2 separate regions of the Mus musculus genome follow, and region 2 is linked to region 1. The links are chromatin loops, found by intact Hi-C in ENCODE. Cell type or tissue: left cerebral cortex. All regions are shown on one strand. Links, peaks and the distances in the headings refer to the core of each region. The heading gives the core; the rest is flanking DNA. Region 1 has its middle 12 kb from the start of Iqsec2. Region 2 has its middle 34 kb from the start of Gm15266.

Region 1 (5,385 bases), core at 138-5,137:
CAATTTGTAGGAGTTGGTTCTTTCCTTCCACATAGGTACCAGGAATCAAACCCAGCTTGTCAAGTTTGGTGGCAAGCATCTTTACCCACTGAGCCATGTTGCCATCCCTTAGTTCATTGAAACTGTGTATCAGGACTGGAGAGATGGCTCAGCGGTTAAGAGTACTGACTGCTCTTCTGAAGGTCCTGAGTTCAAATCCCAGCAATCACATGGGAGCTCACAACCACCTGTAATGAGATCTGACACCCTCCTCTGGTGTGCCTGAAGACAGCTACAGTGTACTTAGATACAATAATAAATAAATCTTTAGGCCGAAGTGAGCAGGACTAGAGTAAGCTGGACCAACCAGAGTGAGCGGGGTCAACCAGAGCAAGCAGAGGTCCTGAATTCAAATTCCCAGCAACCACACGATGGCTCACAACCATCTGTACAGCTACAGTGTACATAAAAATAAATAAATAAATAAATAAATCTTTAAAAACAGAAAAAGAAACTGTGTATAGAAAAGGAAAAAAACCATATGATCATTGGGAAAGATGCTAAGGAAGTAGTAGTCAATAAGACTTAACCCATGTTCTTGACAAATAAACATCTTAGCTATTATGAAGAAGAAGAAATTTCCTTAACTTGATTAAAAAAAAAAACCTTCAAAAGCCTACATCAAGTATTATATATGATCGTAAAGCAGGGAGCTCTCTTTCTTTTAGATGAATAACATAGATGCCCATTTTGTCTCTTTTGTTAGCTGTAGCTACAGTAAAACCTGTATCTCCACATTCTAGAGATCCCACACAGTAAGACAAGGGAATGAAATAACAAGAATTTGGAAAGAAGAAACAAAACTGCCATTTAAATCTGTCTTGCATCTTTCACTCACTATTCCTTCTGCTTCCTGGAGGCCCAGAGGGGAAGTGGGGGTGGATGGGTGGGTGGCGTGGGGTGGGGAACTGTCCATATAATAGCTCCCTCTCTGAGCCACCTCATCTGGTAAGGTAAACCCTCTTTTTGATTCTATCTTCCTGTGCTGTTCATAATCTCCTCCCCACAGGCTAAACATTCTCAGTTTCCTCAATAGTTCTTAACTATTTCCAGATCTCTCCTTCCTAGCAACACACTCCATTTTGTTTTGTCCTGTTCAGTTTTGTTTTCTAAACGGTGCCTAGAACTAGGAGAGAAGGTGAAGAAACAGGAGGCCGAGAAAAGATGGAAGCACATAAAATCAGACTGAAAACAGAGCTTGAAGAGGTAAGGCAAGGAGGTATGAAAAGGCATGGGACAGCTCTTGAGAGCAAAGAGCCTGGCAGAGAGAGCTTGTGAGTAGTGACCAATCTCCTTGACTTATTTTCATGGGACAAGGAGAGGGATACAGTTTAGGATACGATACAGTTTAGGAGCACAGGATCTGAAGCCCGCTACAAGCACTTAGTGGCTCTGCTATTTCTCCTTTCTAGCTCTCCTGCTCCTGGAATCCAGGACTGTCACTCTGGTAGCTGGAGTAGGGTTGGAGGCAGGGGATATTGACAAAAGCCAGCTTGGAACAGGAAAGTTGAACAGTTCCAGGTCTCTGTCCAGGAGGCAGGAGCAGCCGCCACAGTGGGAGGGAGAGGCAAGCCAACAGCTGAGTGAGACAAGGCCTGGGTTATTTTTTTTCCAGTTTGTTGGCATGTGGGTGGATTTTTCTCCTTTTTTCTTCTCTCCTGCTCTCTGCCGTTTCCACAGAGATGTGGGAGTTTGCAAATTTGTCTCAGTGGAGGGGAGAGGCAGGAGCTGATTTTTTTTGGGGGGGGTCCTTGTTAGGGATCAAGGGAACAAAGAAGGACATATAAATTTAGGCGGTCAGCAAACCAGGACCTATCTCCTGACAGACTTGCTAGGGTTAGGAAGTCGGGCAAGGTGGCTTCTTTCCCAGTGCAGCTGCAGGGATGCTTTCCTACCTCTCAGCTTTCAGTTCTCAAAACCATCCCACCTGGTGATTTTGAAAACCTCCCTCCCCATCTCTCCTTTATCTGCCTTGCCAGATGCCCTTCCTTGGGCCACTGGACAAACCTGAGACTGCCCTAAGCTATAATTGCTCTCCTCTCTAGTATTTCTGGGGATGGGATTTGGGGTGGGGCTGAAAAAAATCTTTAAAAGGGTGGGAGCGGGAAGGGGTAAAGAAGCAACGGAGGGGAAAGCATATGAGGGCAAAGTGATCTGTCAGGGCAAGCATGTGGGAAGTGCCCCATCTTCTTGGCTTATTTCCCTGGGAAATATTTTCCTTGCTACACATTTAGAGGGTAAAAAAAAAAAATACCCGTTGTTTAAAGGGGGAAGGGTTTTGAAAGGCTGAGGGAGCAGTGCAAGGTGATTTAGGAAAGACCTCCTGGAGAATTGGAGAGCCTCACAAACTGACAAGTAGCTGAGGGGGTGCTAGGTATAGGCAGAGAACATGAGGCTGCGGGTCTGCATGCTTAGATGCTATTCTTGGTTCTGCTGTTAATTTGCAACAAGATATTAAAGACGGAGGTTTTTTTTTTTCCATTCTTTCAGAATTTGCTTTTTCATCTGGAAAATGGGCTGGATCTTGAAGGCTCTGTCCAAACTGAATTCCTAGTCTTGGGAGTCATGAATTATGTAGTGAGTTCATGTGTATGCAGAGTATGTTGAACATCCTGGATGGAAAAACATGGCCAAATGCCCTGATTTAACTGTCATTCAGAGCCTTCAGTGGGATCTAGGGCCTTCAGTGATTAAAACAGTTGTGGGCAAACTGGAAAGGTTGGTGACTCTAGCAAAGATCATACCCACTAATGATCATTTGATCATCATTGTCATTATTATCATTATTATTACCACCAGGGGGCAACACTCTTCTGCTGGAGAGTAGGTCTTACCCTACCAAAAGGTTCAGAACTGTCTCCTGAATCCAGAACCAATCCTTGTTCTCAGTCTTGATCCTATAGATGAGAATGCTAAGGAACAGAGCAATCTACGAATTCCGAGTCTCTAGGCTTCCTGGGGCAACCCTCTGTGGTCATCTGCTAGTTGTACTCAGTTTATTTCACTCTAGCAGAACAGTCTGCTTCTTGAGGGACTAGGGAAATAAAGGAATTATGAAATGTACCTGGCTTTGTCTGAAAAAAAAAAAAAAAAAAGAGACACTTTCACAAAGCTGTGTGTGTTGTTCTCCCTATGGTTGCCTAGCAGCACAGACATTTCATCAGGCCATCCTAGACTAGCCTCATTGATGCCCAAACTGGCTATCTCCTTCCTAAGGAAGTGATTTGGATATACTGCCTTATATCCCTTATCACACTAAATTGTAATTATGATATATGTATCTATATATTCGGGTGTTAGTCCAGGCATCCAAAAAGTATGGATTGCTTATTGCTTACCTACCATGTACCAGGATTTTTACTATACCTATGACATTGAACGTGAAGTGTAACAATAGACAGAGAAACACCTACCCTTGAGTGTTAACAGTTCGAAGAAGGAAACAGATGGTGAGCAACAAAGAACTGCACCAGTCAATATGCAATTATAAACTTGCTGTGCTGAGCAAAGAAAAGGACTCTCAGACAGCATCTATCGAGGGACCTACCTACACTAAGAAGGAGAGAAAGGGCTGCTGATGAACTAAGATCTGAAGAATAAGAGGCAGTAAGTATGCAAAAGTGAGAAAGCAGCTTTCCATGACAGCAAATGGACAGCCCACGGGCAGAACATTTGTTCCTTGAGGGCACAGTTTATCTCCTGTCTACTATTGTATGGCTCCAGGCTTCTGAAACAGAGATGTGAAAATCTGTTCGACTAGAAGTGAATGGTATTTTGTCATAGAAAGTATCACAGTGTTAGAAGGCCTAACGTATAGTTTCAGCACTTTGGAACAATTCTGCTGAGTTCAATTTCCCAACTGTTAATTGTATACCCACCATGTGCAAGGTGCCAACATGAAGCCTTGTGGAAGAATTGAAAGAAAACTTGGTTTTGCCCTTGAGCAACTCTTAGTGAGGTGAAACAGGCAATGGGTTGACTAGTCCCTTCCATTCCACAAGGTCTGCCTTGATCTGTCTGTCTGTCTGTCTGTCTGTCTGTCTACCTATCTAGATGGAGTCTTCTTATATAAACCCAGGCTGGCTTCAAACTTGTAATACTCCATCCAGATGCTGAAATTACAGGCATGAGCCACCACAGCCAGCTCCCTCTGAGTCTCTTTATTGGGTCATAAAACAAGGGATTTGGACCACATGATCTCTAAAGTTCCCTTTAAACTCTGAACACCAGCCCATGGTGTAATGAGCAATGGAAAGGACTTTTTGGTTCCTTTCCCCCTATAAGAATCATATGGAATAGGACTGGGTTAGTGCAGGCTTGGGTTCTGTTTATAGCTCATTATTCCCTTTATGAATGTCTCTGAAGTGGTCAAGGTTCATTTGAGCTAGAATATCCCAGTATTTGGTGAATCTTTGCTTCTTTTCTGTTCTCCCTCCATACCTTTCTCTTTTCCATCCTGTCTTCTAATTTACAGCTAGGATGATGTCTTTCACATGGTAGGGCCATAAAGGGACTTTGAAACCATCTTATTTAATATGTTTCCACTCTCTATTGCAACAGACCCTCCAAATGATACCATCCAGTCACTATTTGAAGGCCTCCATTGATAGTGAACTAGCCTTGTTGTTTAAGCGTCCTTGGAAGAGGTTTCTTCCCTTGGTCTCTGTCTCCCTGTTATTTTCACCCATTACATCTGGCTGTGCACTTTGGAGTTATGCAGAATATTTCTACTACATTACCCTCCTGGTAGCCTATTGGATATTTGAAGATAGTAATCATTTCCTTAGACGCCTGCTTTCCTTTAGGCCAAATATCTGTTTCTTGAAAGGTTCGTCATTGTTTTAAATCCCCTTAGCATCTGTAAATATAGTTTAGTTTATGTGAGATTTATATTTCACCCACTTTAAAGAGGATATTAGGCGACTCATCAGTTTATAACATGAAAGAAAGAAAATTGGGGATAAAAATATGGAAGAAAACAGACCAGCAACTATGGAAAAGAAGCACAAATAGATGTTGCCAGGTACCTAAAATGAACTGAATTATAATTGGACTCTGAATTTGGCTCAAAGTTTTATGGCAGCCAGGACAAAATTGGAAACATGATGGGTTATGTGGTTTTATGTTCTGACAGGATCAAGCTTACACATCATCTTCAGAGAGAAAATTTCTCCTAAAACGAAACTCTACAGCAGCCTATTAGGCTTGCTCTCTGCAGTTGTTAGAGGCTGACAAGTACTTTGGTTACATATCACCCCATCCCCACTAGGGGGAAGGGGGCTGGCAGCGTAGTTAATTAATTAGCTAAAAGCTGTCTTAGTTTTAAGCACCGCTATCTCTGTAAGG
Region 2 (5,385 bases), core at 212-5,211, 55 kb before region 1:
GCTCGGCAGCACGTGTCTTTACCTGCTGAGCCACCTCACTCTCTCATTTTCTAATTTGTGATTTGTTTGGAGCACATTTGTAATTGTTAAAGGTATTTTGATGGTGACTCCTTGTCCTTGAACACTTTTCAGCTAATTTTAACATCTCTGTCATCTTGGTGCTCAGGTCTATTGTTTCATTTTGTTTTTCTCATTCAAGTTGAGGTTTTTCTGGTTCTTGGCATGATGAGTAATTGTCATTTGAGACCTGGGTATTTGGGCTATTGTGTTATGAGATGCTGGATCTTATTTCAATATTCTCTTTTAGCTTCCATTGTCAGACACTATTATTACAGTGGAAGAAAAGACCCTGCCCCATTAAAGCAGCAGCTATAGAAATACACAGTCTCTGTTCAGTCTCCATTGGACACCCTCCCCAGGGGTTTCTCATTGCTAGGTGAGAATGGGTGCTCTAGCTGTCCCACCTGTGGTGGGAAGAGGAGGGTAACCCATTATCCAGTGAGAGTTGAAGTCCGAACTCACTGTTGGCCTTTGTTAGTGTAGTGGGAGTAGGACCACAATTCTCTTTTGTGATGTTTGACTAAAGTAGGACAATTATTATCTAATAGGTGATGCTCTGTCCCTCAGCCTGAAAATATCTGAGGTAAAAAAAACAAAACAAAACAAAACAGATTTAGATCTCCCATTAGGCTGCTCGTTTGCTAACAAGTTCCCTACCCAGTTACTCTGTTTATTTTGGAATATTTCTTTCATGTGTGGCCTTTTCTCAAAGAAAACCTTGTGATCCATTCTGGTTTTCTGACATTTCTTTAGTCTTAATCAGAAAAGCCACTCTGTCCAGTCAACTGTGGTGGATGCAGAGAGTCATGGCCACACTAGGTATTTTCCTAAACAAGTGATTTATACCATCCTCTCTAGGCTCAAAGAACCTTGTGGAAGAGGGGATGGAAAGAATGTAAAAAAAAAAAAAACAAACAAACAAACAGAAAATAAAGAGAAACTCTGTAAAATGTCATTGTCTTCTAGGCATTTTTTCTAGACATGACCATTGCAATTATAATGTCCCAGCAGCTGCGGACACCTTCACTGATTCTGCACATGGGTGGAGGGGAAGTCAAGAGAGCCCTACCCTGCACTGATGGACTATTTCCTACTGACAGATTCAGGAGAAATCATTGCCTTCAGTTGTACAGCCACTGATAATATCAGACTCCAATGGATAGTTTTGATGCAATGGCCACATAGGTGGCCCTGGTTAAAATGAGTCACAAAACTAAACCAAAAGTCATGAATCTGAGAAAGGAACACATGTGTATGGATGTGGGGCATGTTGACAGGGACGAGAGGGAAATAAGAAAGCATGGCAGAGTTAGGGGACAGTGATCAGAATATATTCTACAAATGTGTGAAATTGCCAAATAACAAAATGAACCAGTAAAAAGTTTTTAAAAACATACCAGTGAAAATCTGATTGGAAATTCAGTGGGGGAGCAGGGTTAGGCAAACTGACAAATTCCCCATAGGATAAGAAAAGTTCCGAGTCTTATGCTATAGTCCCAAATCCCCAGAATACCTAGATCCTCTCTCTGAGATGGTTCTGTTCCTTCAAGTGGAAGCCCCTATCTTTGCCTAATGAGTAGACACCCTGCCACTGTGCATTGTGTATGAGGGTGGAGAGTTTGACATAGACTTCTCACTAAACTCCGTTTTCAGCAACACATCTCACTCCCACCTTTGACATTGTCAAGACCCAATGTTCTCTGAAGTTTCTGCAAAGACAGGTCAACCACTTTCTCAGAGGTGCCATCATGCATGATCCAGCTGTGGCTTCATCCACCATGCCTCTTCTGTAACCAACTCTCCATTTACTTCTATTTTTCTGAGATTTACTGAAATCTGTTTTGTTGACAGATGAGCTCCTACACTCTTCCTCATAGTAGTATAGTACAAAGGTTTTTTTTTTATATCTTTATAATCTCTTAACTATCATTTTGAAGGCTCTCAGAAGAGAGGAGAGATAAACACATGATAAATTTGTCATCTTGACCTGGAAATCTATTCTGTTTTCCTTTTTTCTGGTAATTATCTTCACAGCTCCAAATAATGCACAGGTTTTCTACTTGCCAACCTGTTTATCAATTTCAGTCATTTTTTACTTCTTTGCTGAATTAGTTGGGGGTTTCTATTACTGTGAAGAGACACCATGACCAAGGGAACTCTTTTAAAGGAAAGCATGTAATTGAGACTGGCTTACAGTTCCAAGGTTTGGTCCATTATTTGTCATGGCAGGATACAGCAGTGTGCAGGTAGACAAGGTGCTGGAGAAGGAGCTGAAAGTTCTGTATCTTGGTTCATAGGCAATGGGGAGAGACTGTGTACCACACTGGGCATAGCTTGAGCATAGGACATCTCAAAGCCCACCTCCACAGTGACACACTTTCTTCAACAAGACCATACCTCTTAATAGTGCCACTCCCTGTGGCCAAGCATTCAAACACCTGAGTCTATAGGGGCCATTCTTATGCTATGTATACCAACCAACTGTCCTCCTCCCAAGCCTTCAATATAGTAATGTCCCCAGTATACCAGTTATATACATATATGTATAATCTCTATACCTCTTCTATCATCTCTATTTTGTTGTTTGATACAGTTGCCACTTGACTGGCCTGGAGCTCCCTCTGTAGACCAGGCTGGCCTTATAGTCATAGAGGTCTACCTGCCTCTGCTTCCCAAGTATTAGAATTAAATTATTAACGAGATTGATAAAATTTACCTTCTATTTGTGGCCATAACTAATTCATCTGTACTTTGCTAAAGGCTTGAGTCAATAAATTGTTCATGCTAATTTTGTGTGCACATGTATGTGTATGGGCATATATGTACAGGTACTTGCATGTAGAGGTCATAAGATAACCTTGTGTGCTGTTGCTTAGGTACCATCCACCTTTTTAAAGACAAGATCTTACCAAGTAGGCTAGGCCATTAGCCACTAGCCTAGGGATCCATCTCTTTGTACTTCCCAAACACTGTGATTAAAAATGAGCACACCACCAAGCCTAGTTGGTTTTTTTTTTTAAATGTTGTCTCTAGTGACTGAACTCAGGTCCATGTGCTTGCAAGGCAAGCACTTTACTGAGCCATCCTTTTCATCCCACATTACTTTTCTTATACAGTCCCTGGTGCTTGGAGTTTCTAGTTGCTTTCTTTTCTTTGCATTGCCTGGCATTAGTACCTTAGTAAGTTATTTAAAATTCCCAAGGAAAGTATAAAAATCATTTGAAGCCTTCTCCTTTCCCTGGATATGTTCCTCCTGGAATTCTCCTTTCTGCTCCCACTTGGATAACTGCTCTATAGGGCTGCTGTGCAGCTACCATCCTGAGCTATGCCTTCATTGGTCTTTTAGGTTAGACACACTCTTTCTTGGACCTCATCTCTTTTCACTTTCATAGTTTATGCCCTTATAGTAGATATTGTGGTTATTCTCCAGCATTCAATCATCTGTCCCATTTTTATAACGATGATAGAGTTTGGATTGACCCCAGCACCAGCTCTAGATATAGGTAGGTCTTTACAGGTATACTAACCTGAGTCATTTCATTTCCCTCTGACAGTGATGATTAGTTCAGACATGATCCGCTCACAATGAGGCTCAGGACTTTGCTCGGCTTTTGAGGGACACGATGACTCATCTTCCCTGTATAGGAACAAAAAGGCATGTGGCCCCTTTGCTACTGCTAACCATCTTCTGAATACATGGAATAATTCCCCAAGGGTGGTACTGACAAGCAGAGGAAGCCAAAGCAAGAGAACCACAGAGAATCATCCTGAAGTCTCCTTCTCTATGGTCTAGTGAGTCAGTAATTTGTGTTTCTGTTGCTTATACCTGAACGAATCCTATTTTTTTGTTTTGGTTGCTGTCCTCTGGAAGGAAGAAAAGGATTAAGAGTGAGTGCTTTCTTTCCAGGGTGTAAATATAGGGAAAAGAGTATATATGGATGATGGAGAACTGAAGGAATGAATTCTAGTGGCTGTGTAACATCTAAATTAGGGTGCTCTCTAATGGATTGCTTGGTAGGGGGGGTAGGGCCCACACTTACTACTATGTAACCCAAGAGGAGCAATACTTTCTCTCCTTGCTCATCAGTCAACAAACCCTGACTATCATGTTCATAACTTTGATTCTGGTGCCAGCAACACATAGGAGCCAGAAATATATGAAGCATCTGGACGATAAGGGACTGGAGAATGTATTTGTAGTGTATAAAACTGACAGAGGATAAATCAGCAGTCAGTAAAGGCAGACATGATGGTATATCCTATAATCCTAGCACTCCAGAGACTGAAGTAGGGTGAGTTCAAGGCCAGCCTGGGCAACAAAGTGAGTGTTTGTGTCAAAACAAATAAAATAATAAATTAAATAAAAGAAGATGAAATAGAAGATCATAAACTCAACATGGATGACATAATATGGACATGATATTCCATTTACACAACAGGAAATTTGAACATACTGAGATTACTTTTCCTTTTTGTTACTCTTTATTCTTTTTTACAGTCCAGTCCTTGGCCCTCCCCTGGTCCACCCTCAGACTGTTCCTCATCCCACACCTTCTCCCCCTGTCTCCAAGAGGATGTTCCCACCCCTTCCCCCATCAACACACTAGACCTACCCACTCCTGGGGCCTCAAGTCTCTCGAGGGTTAGGTACATCTTCTCTCACTGTGGCCAGACCAGGCAATCCTTTGCTGTATGTGTCAAGGGCCTCAGATCAGCTGGTGTATGCTACCTGATTGATGGCTCAGAGTCTGAGAGACCTCGGAAGTCCAAGTTAGTTGAGACTGCTGGTCTTACTATAGGGTCACCCTCCTCCTCAGCTTCCTCCAGCCATATTGATATTTTTAACTCTGTTAATAGTTAGATAAATGAAAATTAAAATGATAGTGAGAAATTACAACAGTGGTGGTAAAATGTAAAAGGTTTCAGTATACGAAGGATGTGAGGGAAAGACAGCGGTGGCTGCACTGTGAATGGGTTATGTTATTTTGGAGAGTAGTTTGCTAGTCTCTTGTGGAAAAACTCTGTGACCTAGTAATCCAAGCCCTGGGCATACATTCTGAGAAATTGTTACAGTAGTCCAAAGGGGATACATTTGAGCTTGCTTGTTGCATCAGTTTCTGGGGTATCAAGGACTTGGGATCACCCTAGGTTCCCATCATAATGGGACTAGATAAACTAACTGTAAAATTTTCATAGGATAGAAAAGTATAAAGCAATTAAAAAATAGTAGCTAGATTTCATATAATAATATGGTCAAGTAACCCTCCAAACAGTATTGAATGAAAAAAGCAAGAAACAGAATGAGATTTATACATATGTAATATC

What was found. Hi-C counts contacts between places; a loop is a spot of excess contacts. Peaks named below come from ENCODE experiments on the same cell type or tissue, not always from the same donor. Only the 100,000 strongest peaks of a DNase experiment are listed, where the experiment ranks them.
Region 2: it touches region 1 in a loop (2.3-fold over the local background); 5 of 42 quality-filtered maps call a loop at or near these places.

What each region holds. Positions count from the first base shown.
Region 1 is chrX:152,129,383-152,134,767 of GRCm38, forward strand. No RefSeq gene overlaps it. Among named protein-coding and RNA genes, the nearest start is that of Iqsec2, 12 kb to the right of the region's middle. In left cerebral cortex, for the core only: a CTCF peak has its summit at 2,833 (motif pointing right); a DNase peak (open chromatin) is centred at 1,629; H3K27ac peaks cover 1,675 bases.
Region 2 is chrX:152,074,367-152,079,751 of GRCm38, forward strand. No RefSeq gene overlaps it. Among named protein-coding and RNA genes, the nearest start is that of Gm15266, 34 kb to the right of the region's middle. In left cerebral cortex, for the core only: no CTCF peak of the experiment used is centred there; no DNase peak of the experiment used is centred there.